Linked DNA regions of Homo sapiens: region 2 is linked to region 1. A link is an interaction called in ENCODE POLR2A ChIA-PET data of the cell type or tissue named here. Cell type or tissue: PC-9. All regions are shown on one strand. Region 1 overlaps SOCS6 (suppressor of cytokine signaling 6). Region 2 holds the start of LINC01910 (long intergenic non-protein coding RNA 1910).

What was found. ChIA-PET counts read pairs that join two places held together with the same protein. Peaks named below come from ENCODE experiments on the same cell type or tissue, not always from the same donor. Only the 100,000 strongest peaks of a DNase experiment are listed, where the experiment ranks them.
Region 2: POLR2A ChIA-PET joins it to region 1 with 16 read pairs; 8 of 35 experiments call an interaction of 5 or more read pairs at or near these places.

The regions. Positions count from the first base shown.
Region 1 is chr18:70,296,089-70,304,088 of GRCh38, reverse strand. The region is part of intron 1 of SOCS6 (suppressor of cytokine signaling 6); the gene reads right to left. Among named protein-coding and RNA genes, the nearest start is that of SOCS6, 11 kb to the right of the region's middle. In PC-9, no CTCF peak of the experiment used is centred here; no DNase peak of the experiment used is centred here; H3K27ac peaks cover 204 bases.
Region 2 is chr18:70,380,909-70,388,908 of GRCh38, reverse strand. It overlaps LINC01910 (long intergenic non-protein coding RNA 1910), which reads left to right and starts at 4,318. Exons shown (of 3, transcript NR_110764.1): 1 at 4,318-4,438; 2 at 5,567-5,792; 3 at 6,480-8,000. RefSeq lists an enhancer at 3,719-4,918. In PC-9, no CTCF peak of the experiment used is centred here; DNase peaks (open chromatin) are centred at 4,468 and 6,738; H3K4me3 peaks cover 1,976 bases; H3K27ac peaks cover 2,654 bases.

The DNA.
Region 1 (8,000 bases):
TGAGATCATATATCCTCCTGTATTTGCTGTAAAGAAGTTTTGGTTTTCATATTTAAGTCCTTGATTAAATCTAGTACGATTTATGTGTGAGGTAGGTAAAGATTTACATTTTTCCACACATACAACCAATTCACTCAACACATTTATGGAAAAATATTAACCCTCACAAGAATCAGAGATATACAAATTAAACTATTAACACTATGATTTTCCAAAAGTCAAATCAGCAAAGATTTTTCTAAATGGTTGTATTGATTGCCTGAAAGTGTCTTTTTTAAAAAATTTATTATTATTAGTTTTTTGAGAGTCTCAGTCTGTCACCCAGGCTGGAGTGCAGTAGTGCAATCTCAGCTCACAGCAACCTCTGCTTCCCGGGTTCAAGCGATTCTCCTGCCTCAGCCTCCTGTAGCTGGAAATACAAGTACATGCCACCACTCCCAGCTAATTTTTGTATTTTTAATAGACATGGGTTTCACCACGTTAGCCAGGCTGGTGTCAAACTCCTGACCTCAGATGATCCACCTGACTCAGCCTCCCAAAGTGCTGGGATTACAGGTGTGAGCCACCGCACCCAGCTGAAGGATCTTAATACAGCCATAAAAATTAATTTGGCAATATGCAACTGAAAAGTAACGATACTCCTTGACCCAATAATGCTGTTTTTATAAATATTAAAGAAAAAAACATAAAAATATTCCCTGGATCATTATTTATGACAAAAAGTAAATTTAAATTAAAAAAATTGGAAACATCCTAATTTCCAACAGTATGAGTAAAGAAAATCCTGGCACATTTACACAATGGAACTTTAGAGAACCAGTGAAATTGATATTTATACAGAGTTATAAATAACATGAGGGGAAAATTCATATTGTTCGTTTGTTAAGTGCAAAAACACAGGAAACAAAATTATATGTATGTGGTTCAATTACATAGAAAGAATAGGGAGGAAAACTGGACCACAAAGTACAGCAGAACTGTTAACTGGATGGCAGAACTTTTGTAAACATTATTTTCAAAACATCCTATAATGAACATGCAGTGTTTTTATAAGAATAAAACCTGTGAGCTTGTTTGTTCTTACTTTTTTTTAAAGGAAATGGTTGAGTAAATCCATTAAAAATGCAGGGCCTTTTCTTGGCTTTCAGTTATACCATGACTGCCAAACAAAAAATAAATCAAAAGATGAGACTATTGGGTTTTTTTGTAGCTTTTTGTTTTTACTATTATTCTTTGGCTTTGGTAGAACCTAGACAGCCTCCTCCTCTTTACCTGCTCAAAATAACTTTTTGCAAATCTGACTTAAATTTTTTTTTTATACTGGTGTATATATATATACAGTTAGGAACCGGCTTTGAATATTCAAAGTCTAAATGACAAGAGTGATAAGCCTACCAGCTTTTCAAGACCCTCTTCCCTTCCTACTCAGCTTATATTCCACAATTCATCACTGTAATCATTTCCTTGTGTATACTTCTATTCCCTTCCACTACTCTCCTGAAAAACTCTCTTGGTAAAACCATATTAGTAAATTCAACTCCGCTTATGTCATGCCTGCACCCATAGAGCTAAATAAGGCTGGAGAAAAAGAGAACTGGTCTGATGGGTCTCACTTTGTAGTCAAGGCCATGACCCGCAGGTGGGTCCTTAATGCTGTCTGGAAATCAAACTACTTTTCCCTGGTCCATTCTTCTCCTTCCCGGCCTACCATTTCACACCTTCCCTCTCTTTTCTCCACCCCTGGAACACTCTCATTACCCCTGGAACACTCCCTCATTTAATATCGCAGCAGATGGCCCAACTTCCTATTTCACCAAGAAAAGGAACGACATCAGAAGACCTTGGACTCGGCTCCCATCTACCCACTCAGCACCATGTTTCCATCTACTCCATTCTGCTACCTTGCTCAAGGGCCCCCACCGTCAGCTGGCACACTTAATCTCCCAACAATTTCCCCACTCCACTGGCTCATTCCTGAAAATGTTATTTCTCATATATAAACAAACTTGTGGGGACCCCACCTTCCTCACCAGCTGCAGCCCCATCTCTCTGATTCCCTTTGCAGCAAAATGCCTTAGGAGAACTGAGTCTACTGATGCCCACGATTCCTCTCCAATCTTCTCTGACACCCACACCAAAGCCTTCTCTACCAATCATCGCACAGAGCAGCCTTTGCCTAGCGTGAATTCACAGTCCTAATCTTAGAGGCACTGTGTGTGACCACTGACCACTCCTTTTCCTTTCATATCATTTTACCTCTTTGCTCAGCACACCACACTCTCACGGTCCCTCAGTCTGACTCCTTTGCTAGTCTCCCTCTGGAGTCTTAACAGGAGTGCCCCAGCACTCAAGACTTTGGTCCCCTCTTCTCCACCTGTGATTTCACTCATGCTCATGACACTGCATAGCATCGATGTGCCCTACACTCCCAAATTCTCTCTCTTCATTTACAGACCAGTTATATTCAGCTCCCTTCAGGACACTGCCACTTTGATGTCTTGCAGATATCTGAAACTTCACAAGTTCAAAACTAAACTCGGGTTGTTCCCCACCCCACCCCCACCCCAGCCCCACTTGCAGGTTTAAATCTTCTCTATACTTCCATTTCCGGCTACTCTACATTCTTCCAATGATCAGATCAGAACATTCAGAATCACCCTTGGCTCCTTTCTTTCTCTCATTCCTCATCCAGTATGTCATGAAATCCCAATTTCAGCTACCTCCAAAACATATGCAGAATCCAACTACTTTTTGCCACTATACTAGTCCAAGCTACCATCCTCTTTCTCCTGCATTATGGCAATACCTCCTAATAAGTTTCCTTGCTTTCTTTCCCCTGCCCCATTCTATTCTCAACATGTCTCAGCAAACTGGGACAGATGCTGACACTGTGGCTACTACTGTAATAAGGTCCTTTATCTCTAACCCAAGAGTCTTATGTCTTCTGCCAGCATCCAACTGGTAGCTGGCTAACTGGTGAGCCTGCCTTTGAGCTTGTGTTGAAGGCAAAAATCTCAGACATTTCACACTTCTCGGCAACTGCATTCAAACATAATAAATATTTACAACTACATAAAAACAGAATTACATTTGCATAATAAATGGAATACAGTTGCTTTGACTTCTTTCAGGGCCCTTAGCTCTTACCACAATAACCTCTAATTGAAATGCAACAGGAACACTGCATGGCTACAAAGGTAGATTTAAAAAAGTTAAATATAGCCAAATTGAGAAAAATGAACTTAAAGTTGACAAATAATTTTAACTTAAATTAAGAATAAATTTATATTTACAACAAAAGTTCTAATAAATTTTCAAGTGATTCACTCCTACTTTATAGGCTATTGACACAAAAGTATGGGGTAGCACTAGCTTAAATTTGCAGGGGGATACTAAGTGAATCTCCATATAAAATACATGATAATCTCTAAATCATGTCCAGTTCTAAAAGCTTCTGACTCAATGAAAATAAAAATATGTACGGACTTAGATATCTAACCAGCAATGAACAACTTTCCCATGAGCATTTCTAAGCATCCTTCACTGTAATTGTATTCAATGCATTCTTATTCAATTATTAAACTGAATATGAAACAAATATTCATAACGTCAATCATGTAAAAATGCTTTTTGTGTTGGCTTATAAGAATTGATTAATGAGGCTGGGCGCGGTGGCTCACACCTGTAATCCCAGCACTTTGGGAGGCTGAGGCTGGCAGATCACTTGAGGTCAGGTGTTCGAGACTAGCCTGGCCCACGTGGTGAAACTTTGTCTCTACTAAAAAAATACAAAAACTAACCAGGTGTGGTGGTGGGTGCCTGTAATCCCAGCTACTTGGGAGTCTGAGGCAGGAGAATCACCTGAACCCAGGAGACAGAGGTTGCAGTGAGTCAAGATCATGCCACTGCACTCCAGCTTGGGCGAGAGAGAGACTAAGTCTTAAGGAAAAAAAAAAATAAAGAATTGATTAAATGACTGCACACCTCTCCTTAATTTTTTAGTTCAGATTTTAACAAGTTGCATTTAAGAAGTAGTAAATATATATGCCAATTCATCACTGTCTTTATACGTATACGGTCATCCCTCGGTATTCATGGGGGATTGGCTCCAGGAATAACAGAAGCTATGAATGCTCAAGTCCCTTATATAAAACGTCATAGTATTTGCATATAACCTATGTACATCCTCCCCATACTTTAAATCATCTCTAGATTATTTATAACACCTAACACAAGTGTTATATAAATGGTTATATTATTTTTTGTTGTCTTATTTGCACTTAACCAATTCAAAGAAATGTGATATAAGACATATTTCATCTTTGTCTCTAGTTCCTGGCACAGTTCCTATATCTTTGGGATTTCCTGAGATAGAAATATTTTTTATTGTTCAAAACAAGCCCCTTTCAATCACAACTGTTAATGCTAACGCTGTGATTAAAAGCGGCCCTCCTAGATGGCCTCTGGATGGGGCTGGTCACCCAGAGACCCAGTGCCTAGAGTGTGGAACTTTCAGCACCGACCCCCCGTCCCTATCCTGAAGAGAAATGAAGAGAAAAGGAAAGGATTAGAGATTGAGTTCTACAGAAACTCTAACTACAAGATTCGGGGACCTTGCACACACAAGGGTGAGCTGGGCAGGAGGCCACCCTAGGAGGGCACAGAAACTCCACGTCCCCCCGTGCTTGCTCCGTGCACCTCTTCTACTGGGCTGTTGCTGAGTTGTGCCCTTAATAATAATGTTTTCCTGAGTTTTATCCAGCAAATTATCTAATCTGAGGAGGTAGTGGGAACCCCTGATTTGTAGCCAGTCGGTCAGAAGTATGAGAGGCCTGGGACTTGTGACTGGCATCTGAGGACGGGGCAGTCTCATGGGACTCAGCCCGTTGCCTGTGGGGACTGTACTTACTCTGGGTAGGGTCTGAATTAACTGAAATGTTGGACTCAGTTTTCTTTTTTTGTTTTTAAGACGGAGGGTCGCTCTTGTTGCCCAGGCTGGAGTGCAATGGCATGATCTTGGCTCGCTGTAAGCTCCACCTCCCGGGTTCAAGCGATTCTCCTTCCAGCCTCCCAAGTAGCTGGGATTACAGCATGTGCCACCGTGCCTGGCTAATTTTTGTATTTTTAGTAGACACGGGGTTTTGCCACGTTGGTCAGGCTGGTCTCGAACTCCTGACCTCAAGTGATCCGCCCACCTCGGCCTCCCAAAGTGTTGGGATTACAGGTGTGAGCCACCGCACCCAGCCTGGACACTCAGTTTTCACACTGAAGAAGTGGTTGTTGGTGTTGGAAACACATCACAAGAAATAAATCAGCCTTTTATCTTTACCACTGTGTGTATCAGGCCTGAGACTCCTATGAAATAACTATGACACTTTTCAACAAATTAATATAGGTATCTTAACTCTAAATCAGTGGAGACCTGGGCAACATTGATAATGGAAATCATTTGCACACTGAAAAGACAGCACCCCAACTTACTACTAGTAAGATCCTTAATGATGTCCACATCTGCAACCTTATTGGCTAAGGTATAATTACAGTTGGTGGCTTAGAAACAGCTATTGTAATACTTTCTGATATATATATAATACATCCTGACCTCCAGAATGATAAATGTAAAATACTATCTTATATATAGTTCTTTTAATACCATTCACCTATATATGATTATAGCTGACAATGACAAATTAAAAAACAATTATTTAACATTTTAATGTAAACAAAATTATTTTAACTAAAAATATAGCAAATTCCCTAAAAATCTCACCACATTAATTGTCTATGAAAAAGAATGACCTCATGAATTATAAACTACCAAGTAGGTAAGATTCTTTCAGAATTTGACAAATTATGAACAAAGATGTTTTGTTTTTATTCTGTACTGTAGCAAAGTGTTTTAATAGTTTCTTCATTGCTTTAAGATTAAAAGTAATTTGTTTATATATTAAAATATCTTAAATGTAATGAACTACTAAAGCAAAAATATCTAACTTGTGAAAGGCAACATGCATGTAAAACTAACTGAAAAATAACACAACTGTTATGACTGCTCTCAGAGCCTTCAGATCAACACAAAAGCTCTAATTTAAAGAGCAATTTGCCCATTATTCAAATGCTTTCACATAGAACATACAAGATTTTGTCATTCAATTTGCAGTAGAGAATTTGAGTTTTCAGTTAAAATAATCTTTTCCCCATTTCTAAAGTACATCCAAATGAAGAATGGAGTTTTAAATAGCAGATTTGGGGAACAAAAAGTAATCCACATGAAATTTGTTATTAAATGTACATTAAGAGCCAACATAAACTTCATTCATTGATCATTAGCGCTGAAGGGAATCTTGGAAAGCAATAATTATTCAATTTAATAATATATCCCTATTAAGCAAACAATATAAAAATCTTACAAAATGAAAAGATTACTTGTATTATAAAACAATAATCTGATTGCCAAAAGTAACCATTTATTGTGGGTTCCCAAAGATGCGATCTCTTGATGCTTTTAAAATAGTCCAAATTAAAATAATTATGTTACCACCCACTACAGATCAGCAGGCATTTCATCGACTAAGTTAATTGAACTCAGTGACACAGATGTGGCTTCATGAGAGCACTAACTGAAAACACTACTTTTATTTAAAGAAAAAAATAGATCTGGTTTTCCCAAAAACGAAGGGTTTAATATTCACTGATGCTAGCAAAACAAACAAAAACTGTTGAAAAGAAGGGAAAAAAAAACCCTCCTGATTAAACATACACTTCTTTATCTCCATCATTCCCCAAAAACACAGGAACGAAGAAAATCACAAAGCGAATTACGGCAGATGACAACAGTGTTAAGTGGCTAAAACAAACTGGAGTAAACCAAAATCTAAGACTGCTGGAAAGGAAGACGACGAAAAACCAGCCTGAGAAAAGGTTTCACAAATCTGAACTGAGAGGCGGATGCTATTTGTTTAAAAAAGAGGGGGTGAGGAGAACAGTTAGAAAACAAAACTCCCACAGCCAAAAAGTAAACATTCAATAAAAGAAAAATTGAGGGAACTCCCCTCCAAAGAACAACAACAACAACAACAACAACAGACAAGAAAAATGGAGAAAAAAGCTAAGAAAATAAGTAGACGGATTTAGGAGTTCCTATGTCCAATGAAGAAGAGCTTAAGACAGAAAAAAAAAAAAGAAAGAAAATGAGAAAATGAAAGGGAAGAAATTATAAAAGTCATTTTAATAGTTTTTCTAGAACTGAAAAACATAAGTTTATAGACTGAAAAGCTCTGTGGAATGCTCAGCACATCCAAAGTAGAAAAGAACAATCACCAGACCCACCATGGTAAAATGTTAGTATTTAGGCAATAACACAAAAGTCCCCCAAAAGCTTCCAGGGGGAAAAGAAATGGCTTACAACTGCCTGGGAAACTGGCGGCATGTGACTTAACAGTAACACTGAAAACCGGACGACAACGGAGCAATGCCTGCAATATTCCAAGAGGAAACACACTTACAACTATGACCCCCACTGACAGTTCAATGACTCTCCTTGTGCCCTTGCATGCGTCTGGAATTCTTGCAGGGACTAGGCCTGGTTCTGGCCTATGGTGACCAGCGTGCGACCTGCAGATACACCCACATCCGCCATGGGGACAACAGACAGGAACTGTAGGTGAAAGCAGATTGGACCCAAAGGAAGAGGCCAAGGGAGGCGGCGTCCACAGCAGACTTTGTGAAAGCAAGACACAGACCTCTATTCATGCACTGAGATTTCAGAGTTAATTTGTCACTGCCAAATAACTTATTTGATCTGAACTAAAATATTAACCTGAAATTTTATACACAGCCAGGCATACACCAAATACTTAGAACATAGACATTTTCTGACACACAAGGCTCAAAAAAAAAGTCATCTTCCCCATCACCTTTCACAGGAAGTCACTATGAGGATGAGCTTCATCATATCAAGGCGGTAAACTAAGGAACTGAAAACAAGGAACCCCACTTGG
Region 2 (8,000 bases), 85 kb before region 1:
CAAAAAAAAAAAAATGATACAATGGACTTGGGGGACTTGGCGGGAAGAGTGGGAGGGAGGCAAGGGATAAAAGACAACACATACGATGCAGTATACACTGCTCAGGTGATGGGTGCACCAGGATCTCACAAATCACCACTAAAGAATTTACTCATGTCACCAAATGCCACCTGTACCCCAATAATTTATGGAAAAAAAAAATCTACCTTTAGCTTAATGTGAAGACTCCTCAGAAAACAGCAGAATAATGGGAAGCTCTAATTTTTATATTAAATAAAAATATGTGCTATTCATTTTGCTATTTAAAAAATTAATTACCTATTTAATATGTACCATCTCCATGTCATACATAGTTTTTTTCGAAGTAAGAGTTTTAGGATATATTCATAGAAGTATAGTTTATTTATTGGCTGGGCGCGGTGGCTCATGCCTGTAATCCCAGCACTTTGGGAGGCTGAGGTGGGCGGATCATGAGGTCAAGAGTTCGAGACCAGCCTGACCAACATGGCGAAACCCCGTCTCTCCTAAAAATACAAAAATAAGCCGGGTGTGGTGGTGGGTGCCTGTAATCCCAGCTACTCACAAGGCTGAGGCAGGAGAATTGCTTGAACCCAGGAGGCGGAGGTTGCAGTGAGCCAAGATCGCACCATTGCACTTCAGCCTGGGTGACAGATTGAGACTCCATCACAAAAAAAAAAAAAAAGAAGAAGAAGTATGGTATATTTGTTAAAGGTAGTATAGAGTCATTATGTTCAGTATTCCTCAGAACATGTTTTCTGTTGTAATCACCTGTTAAGGAAGAACACTACCAAACTGTAGTGTCTCTAGAAGTGCATCGACAGCATTGAAAAACACAGATTTACAGCCAACAGATACCTTGAAGATCATAATTCCAGGATAAACAAATTGAGACTATTGAGATCCTATAAGACTGGAGTAATACTACCTGTATTTATTGGCGTTTGTTGCTAAAAAGGAATACGTGGGACTGGGTAATTTATTTAAAAAAGAGGTTTATTTGGCTCATGGTTCTTCACACTGTACAAGAAATGTGGTGCCGGCATTTGCTTCTGGTGAGGCCTCAGGAAGCTTCCAAACATGGCAGCAGGCAATGGGGGAGCATGTATGTCACATGGTGAGAGAGGAGCCAAAGAGAGATGCCAGGCTCTTTTAAACCACCAGCTCTCCCGTGAACTAACAGAGTAAGAACTCACTTATTACCAGGGGGAAGACACCAAGCCATCTGTGAGGGACCCACCCCTCTAACCAAACACTTCCCACCAGGCCCCACCTCCAACACTGGGGATGACATTTTAACACGAGCTTTTGAGGGGACGAACATTCAAGCTATATAATCACCATTATACACAAGCTTACCTGGAACCCAATATACTGACTGGGTCACATAAAGAATATGTATAGGAATTAAGATTGTTCAACCTAAAAAAGGAAGACCTAATGGTGGGGTGCTGAAAGTAGAAAGCCTGTTAAATGAATAGAGGAAAGATTTCAGATCAGCAGGGCAGACAGTAAGAACTTTACACTGGTAAGGATTGTTGGCAATGAGAGTGATAAATCTTTCAATGAGGGAGAGACTGAGGTCACCAGGAGTGTCCAGAGAATAAATGATCACTACGGGGAATGCTGCAAATGTCCTCACAACACTCAGTAGAAAAGTGGATGCAATCAAATTGGCAAATTCTGAATTTCACAAAACCCTGGGGACTGACCTTAAGTCACCAGCATTTTATGTTTGCACAGTAAGTACATTTACAAAATGAATCACAAAATGATATACAATTATCACCATTTCACTAAATATAGATATTTTAGCACCAGAACTTCAGCTCAGAATAATGGACTGTCCTCTAAATTGTCCTCCGAATAGAAATAATTTGATTTGATTGTTGTCATCCAACCATAAATTGGTAAAAATTTGTTCACTGTGGCAGACACTCTTCTACAGTGTGACATGAACTCTCCTCCCATAGAGTGGCAGGGTCTGTGTTCTTTGCGTTCAGCCTGAATAGAGCTTTATGACTGTCTTTACCAATAAAGCATGGCTCAATGGAGGCTCTATGACTTCTGAGTCTAGGTCATTAAAAAAAAAAAAAAAAAAAAAAAGATTTGGTAAACACTAGGCTTGATGACCTCTCATTCCTCCAAGCCCAAAAGGTCATAATTCACTCACAGATCGCCTATTGCAGATCTGAAATGGTGATTCTGGTGTTCACAAATCCCTCAAAGATTTGACGACATTAATCAGCCCTCCTGACTGATTCCTGTGATGATCAATCCATTGAGATACTTTTGGCTGTAAATACAGTTAGCCCTCCATATTCTTGGGTTCTGCATCCACAGATTCAAACAACCACAGATCAAAAATATTTGCGAAAGAAAATGCATGGTTGTGACAGTACTGAACATGTACAGACTTTTTTTCCTTAATCATTATTCCGTAACAATACAGTATAACAACTATTTACATAGCAATTATATTGTATTAGGCATTGTAAATAATCTAAAGATGATTTAAAGTATACAGGAGGATGTGCGTAGGTTGTTATGTGCAAATACTGCACCATTTTATACCAGGGACTTGAGCATCTGCGGATTTTGGAATCCGAGGGAGGTCCTGAAACCAATCCCCCGTGGATACTGACAGACAAATAAATATAAAATAAATCCTAATTAAAAATAACTTTGGCCGGGTGTGGTGGCTCACACCTTATAATCCCAGCACTTTGGGAGGCTGAGGTGAGCAGATCACCTGAGGTTAGGAGTTCAAGACCAGCCTGACCAAGATGGAGAAACCCCGTCTCTCCTAAAAATACAAAATTAGCCGGGCATGGTGGTGTATGCCTGTAATCCCAGGTACACGGGAGGCTGAGGCAGGAGAATCCTTGAACCAGGGAGGCAGAGGTTGCGGTGAGCCAAGATCGCACCATTGCACTCCAGCCTGGGCAACAAGAGCGAAACTTTGTCTCAAAAAAAAAAATAATAATAATAATAATAAAATAACTTTAAGTGAATCGTATTATCTCACCTAACAAAAAGTCCTATTATGTGACATAAAAATAGGTGGGGTAGTGGGTTGCAGAATGGTTTTATTAAACAAATCCACAGCAACTTCAAGGACTCAGATTCTCTCCACCATTCTGTTGGGTCATTACCAGCTGTGTTTATTTTTTGACCCAAAGACTCCTCCTCTCAACTCCCCCAGAACTGCCATGAGCCTGTTCCCCAGAGACAATGTGATCATTATCATTACAGCTGACTTAGACTCACCAGGACTTATGCTTGGGGGAAATAGGATCACTGTCCCTGAGAGCCTGGCCATGGATAGGAAAAAAGGCCCTGATCACATTGGGGTTCTAGTACAAAAGAAGAACTTCCTTGAAGGCAAGGAAGAAGAAAAGAAGGGCAATGGCTTCTCCACAGTCGAAAGGAATTCCCTTAAGTTTAAGGATTACTTCTCATTCAGTATGGCACTGTGAAAAGTGCTCCTCTCAAGGGGTCGGACAGAACTGTGTTCAAAACCCAAATCAAGCTGGGCGCAGTGGTTCATGCCTATAATCCCACCACTTCGGGAGGCTGAGGCAGGAAGATCCTTTGAGCCCAGAAATTCGAGAGCAGCCCGGGCAATATAGTGAAACCCCATGTCCGCAAAAAATAAAACATTGCCGGGTGTGGTTGTCCACATGTCTAGTCCCAGCTATGCGAGAGGTTGAGGCAGGAGGATCACTTGAGCCTGGGAAGCTGAGGTATTGAAACCGCCTTTGCAAAATTATGACTGAGACACTGAGACACTGAAAGAGATCTAACTTAACTGACTCCACCTTGCTTCTAACCTCCAAGCTGTCCTTGTTCATTCCTGGGTGTAGGCTGAACTAACTTTGGGAGAAATTTAGTTTATAGTTTAAACAAAGACGGTAGCAGCCCTTTCCTAAAGCAGACCTCCTTCTTGTGTGGGGACAAGATTGTAAGACTAACATTAGCCACAAGATTAGAAATTATGGTTTCGAAGCCATGCAGCTGGAGGCTACAAGATTCTGACCCTCCCTAAACTGCTCCTAAGATCAGTGCTTGAGATATTTTGCAGACACTGCACTTGATGGATCAGCTGGCACCACCCAGATCAATAAACTGGCTCATCTGATCTTGTGCCCCTCTGCCCCACCCAGGAACTGACTCAGCGCAAGAAGACAGCTCCAACTCCCTGTGGTTTCATCTCTGACCAATCAGCACTCCTGGCTCACTGGCTTTCCCCCATCCACCAAGTTATCCTTAAAAACTCTGCTCCCCGAATGCTCAGGGAGACTGATCTGAGTAATAATAACACTCCAGTCTTCTGCACAGCCAGCTCTGCATGAATTACTCTTTCTCTATTGCAATTCCCCTGGCTTGATGAATCAGCTCTGTCTAGGCAGCGGGCAAGGTGAGCCCCTTGGGTGGTTACAGTTGCAGTGAGTCATGATTGTACCACTGCATTCCAGCCTGGGCGACAGAGTGAGACCTTGTCTTGAGAAAAAAAAAAAAAATCCCAAATCAGCCACTTAATGAAAAGGCTCATTCTCCTCACATGCAAAGCAGGGATAACAATAACCACTTCCCATGTGCACATCAGGACTCACTGAGGAGCCAGGGTTACCGGCATCCACTGCCTGCTGATTATGCTGGGGTGTTGCCTGCAGGGAAGTGCTTTACATGCATCGGCCCAGAGACTCCCCACATCATGCAGGAGGTAGGCGCTTTGTTCTTTTCTTTTTTTTCTTCTTTTTTTTTTTTTTTTTTTTTTTTTGAGACGGAGTCTCGCTCTGTTACCAGGCTGGAGGCTGGAGTGCAGTGGCACGATCTCGGCTCACTGCAAGCTCCGCCCCCCCGGGTTCAAGCGATTCTCCTGCCTCAGCCTCCCGAGTAGCTGGGATTACAGGTGCCTGCCACCATGCCCAGCTAATTTTTGTATTTTTAATAGAGACGGGGTTTCACCATGTTGGCCAGGATGGTCTTGATCTCCTCACCTCGTGATCTGCCCACCTCGGCCTCCCAAAGTGCTGGGATTACAGGCATGAGCCACAGCACTCCGCCTGGTGCTTTGTTAGTTTCATACTGCAGATAGTAATCCGAGGTTTGGAGAAGTAATACAAGGCTTGCTGAAGGTCACACAGAGCAAGGACAGAATTCATTCTGACTCCAGAGCCCATGCAATGTCCAGGAGCCCCCACCGTGCCACCTTTTGAATGCTCATCTGTCTGCACTGCACGCAATGCACTGCCCTGGCCATCTAGGCTCGAGGTATCTAAACCATGAGAGAGAGACTGAAAGAGAAACGGCAGCACATCGTCAAGGAGTCAATTCCATTTTAAAACACTGACTGTGTGTGACAGCAAGGTTGGACAGCTCCATGGGGACACAGAGGGCCTCAGACACACGCCTGCCCTCCTAGATCTTCATTTAATTCTATGAGTGGCCATGGACAGATGGCATAAACAATTTTATATCTAAAAACTTCAAAGCTAATATTGTCTGAGATTCATATTGTGAATATATATCCTCATTTTTACAGAGAAATCCTGAGGCTCAAAGACACTGAATGACCTGCTGCTTCACACACAGGTGGTCAGTGTTGCCAAAGACCAGGACGAGCAGTCCAGGCAGCTGTCACATTTCCAACATGTGGAAAGCCTCGCCAAAGCATGAGCTCTGCTGTCTCCCTTCCATGCAGCGAGGCCACACGAGGCGGACGCAGATTTGTTCCAGCAGCTTCACCAGGGAATAAACAGCAGGCATAGGTACAAATAAATAAACCTCAGGCTTGAGATCCTCTCTTTATCCAAAATCAAACTCCAATTCTTTTCTTTCCTTTCTTCCCTGGGGCCATCTTGGTGTCGCCCATCTGCCTGGGCCAGAGGCCCGTACTTGTTCCTGCATTGCCAGGCCATTTGGTAACACGAGGAGCTGATGCCCCTTTCCCTCCTGTTGTTTTTTGTTTTTTGTGTTTTTTTTTTGTTTTTTTTTTTTTTGAGACAGAGTCTCATTCTGTCACCCAGGCTGGAGTGCAGTGGCACGATCTTGGCTCACTGCAACCTCCACCTCCCAGGCTCAAGCGATTTTCCTGCCTCAGCCTCCCGAGTATCTGGGATTACAGGCGTGCACCATCACTCCTGGCTAATTTTGTATTCTTAATAGAGATGGGGTTTCACCATGTGGGCCAGGCTGGTCTGGAACTCCTGAACTCAAACCATCCACCCGCCGCCTCGGCCTCTCAAAATGCTGGGATTACAGGCGTGAGCCACCGCGCCTGGCCTCTCCTGTTGTACCTTGTCAACCCCAGTTGCTGCTAAGCTAGCCTGTCTGTTTCTTCACTGTTTTCTTTACTTATGTCTGCTCTTCTAAACGTAGACAAACTTTTATATTTTATTTTCCTCCCCAGTTGTAAATAGCAGAATCTGGACAAGAACTCAATATTTCTATTTCAGATTACACACTCTTTCTATATTACTATGAAGCTTCAAGATATTTTATGCGGCTTTTGTAAGAAACATAATCCTACTAACATTGACTGAGTACCAGGCCCTCTGCTAGGAGGCAGGGAAACTGCATACAGCAACTCCAGCACCATCCAGCCTCGAGGGCGAGGCAGACTCGTAAGTGGGTGATCATAACAGCGAGTGCTAAATGATATATTGGGAAAATCACAGAATACTGTCGCAACACCCAGGGTGTGCTCTCACCCATCTTGAGAATGAGGAAGAGTTAACCCAGAACAAAGAAAGGGTAGTTGATGTTTAGTGTTTGGGCAGATGTATTCCAAGCAAAGGGAACATTATTGGTAAAAGAAGAAAGGGGATTGAGAGCCCAGAGTCTTCGGAGAGCTGTAAATATTCTGTCAAGGCACAGAAGCGAAGTTTGGAGTTTATGCTACCGACAATGGGAATCTCTAAAAGGAGTTCAGAAAGATCTGAAAATAGACTCAAAGATTTCTTCAACAAAAGGAGATGGGTGTCTGAAAATGATGAAGATGTGGTCCCTGACTCCAAAGAGCTCATCACCTACTGGGAGAGACAGATATGTAAACAAATCATTACAGAACAATTTGTTTCATTCTAAATGTAGCACACAAAAAGAGCTGGGGACAGTGAAGAGGAAGCCGTCAGCGCTGCCTGCGGAGAAGAAAGGAAGGCTTTGTGTAGGTGACAACTGAGCAAGATGACAGATGAGTGGGCGGAAACCAGTCCTAGCAGAAGGGGTGGACCCTTGGGGCGGGACCAGGAAGGGCACCTCCAATTCATTACCCAAGATTAAATGAATGGAACATTCGCCGTACTCTTTAAATTTCAAGAATTTCTTTTCTTTCTTTCTTTCTTTTTTGAGACGGAATTTTGCTCTTGTCGCCCAGGCTGGAGTGCAATGGCGCAATCTCGGCTCACCGCAACCTCCGCCTCCTGGTTCAAGCTATTCTTCTGCCTCAGTCTCCCGAGTAGCTGGGATTGCAGGCATGAGCCACCACGCCCGGCTAATTTTGTATTTTTAGTAGAGATGAGGTTTCTCCATGTTGGTCAGGCTGGTCTCAAACTCCTGAACTCAGGTGATCCGCCCGCCTTAGTCTCCCAAAGTGCTGGGATTACAGGCGTGAACCACCATGCCCGACCTAAATTTCAAGAATTTCTATTGCAACTCCTTTGCCTCAGGAATTTGTCCCCTTCCTAGTGGAGATAGTGAATGTTAAACTGTAACCTACATATCTCTTCTCAAGGATTTTGAATGTTTGTTTGTACAGAGAACACTCCATCTGGTATATCCCAGAAACAAAAGGAGCTTTTCAGTAAGATTTTCAGTGCACGGAAGCCGTGTTCATTTCTAGAGACTGCATTCTCAGAAGCTTTTCGCCCTAAGCACAAAATCAGAGGCAAGTAGGAGGAGTGGGGCTGCACCTGAGTGCAGCATTGCTGTACCCATCCTGTTTCCCAGACAAGCAGATTCAAAAATCAAGTGTCTTA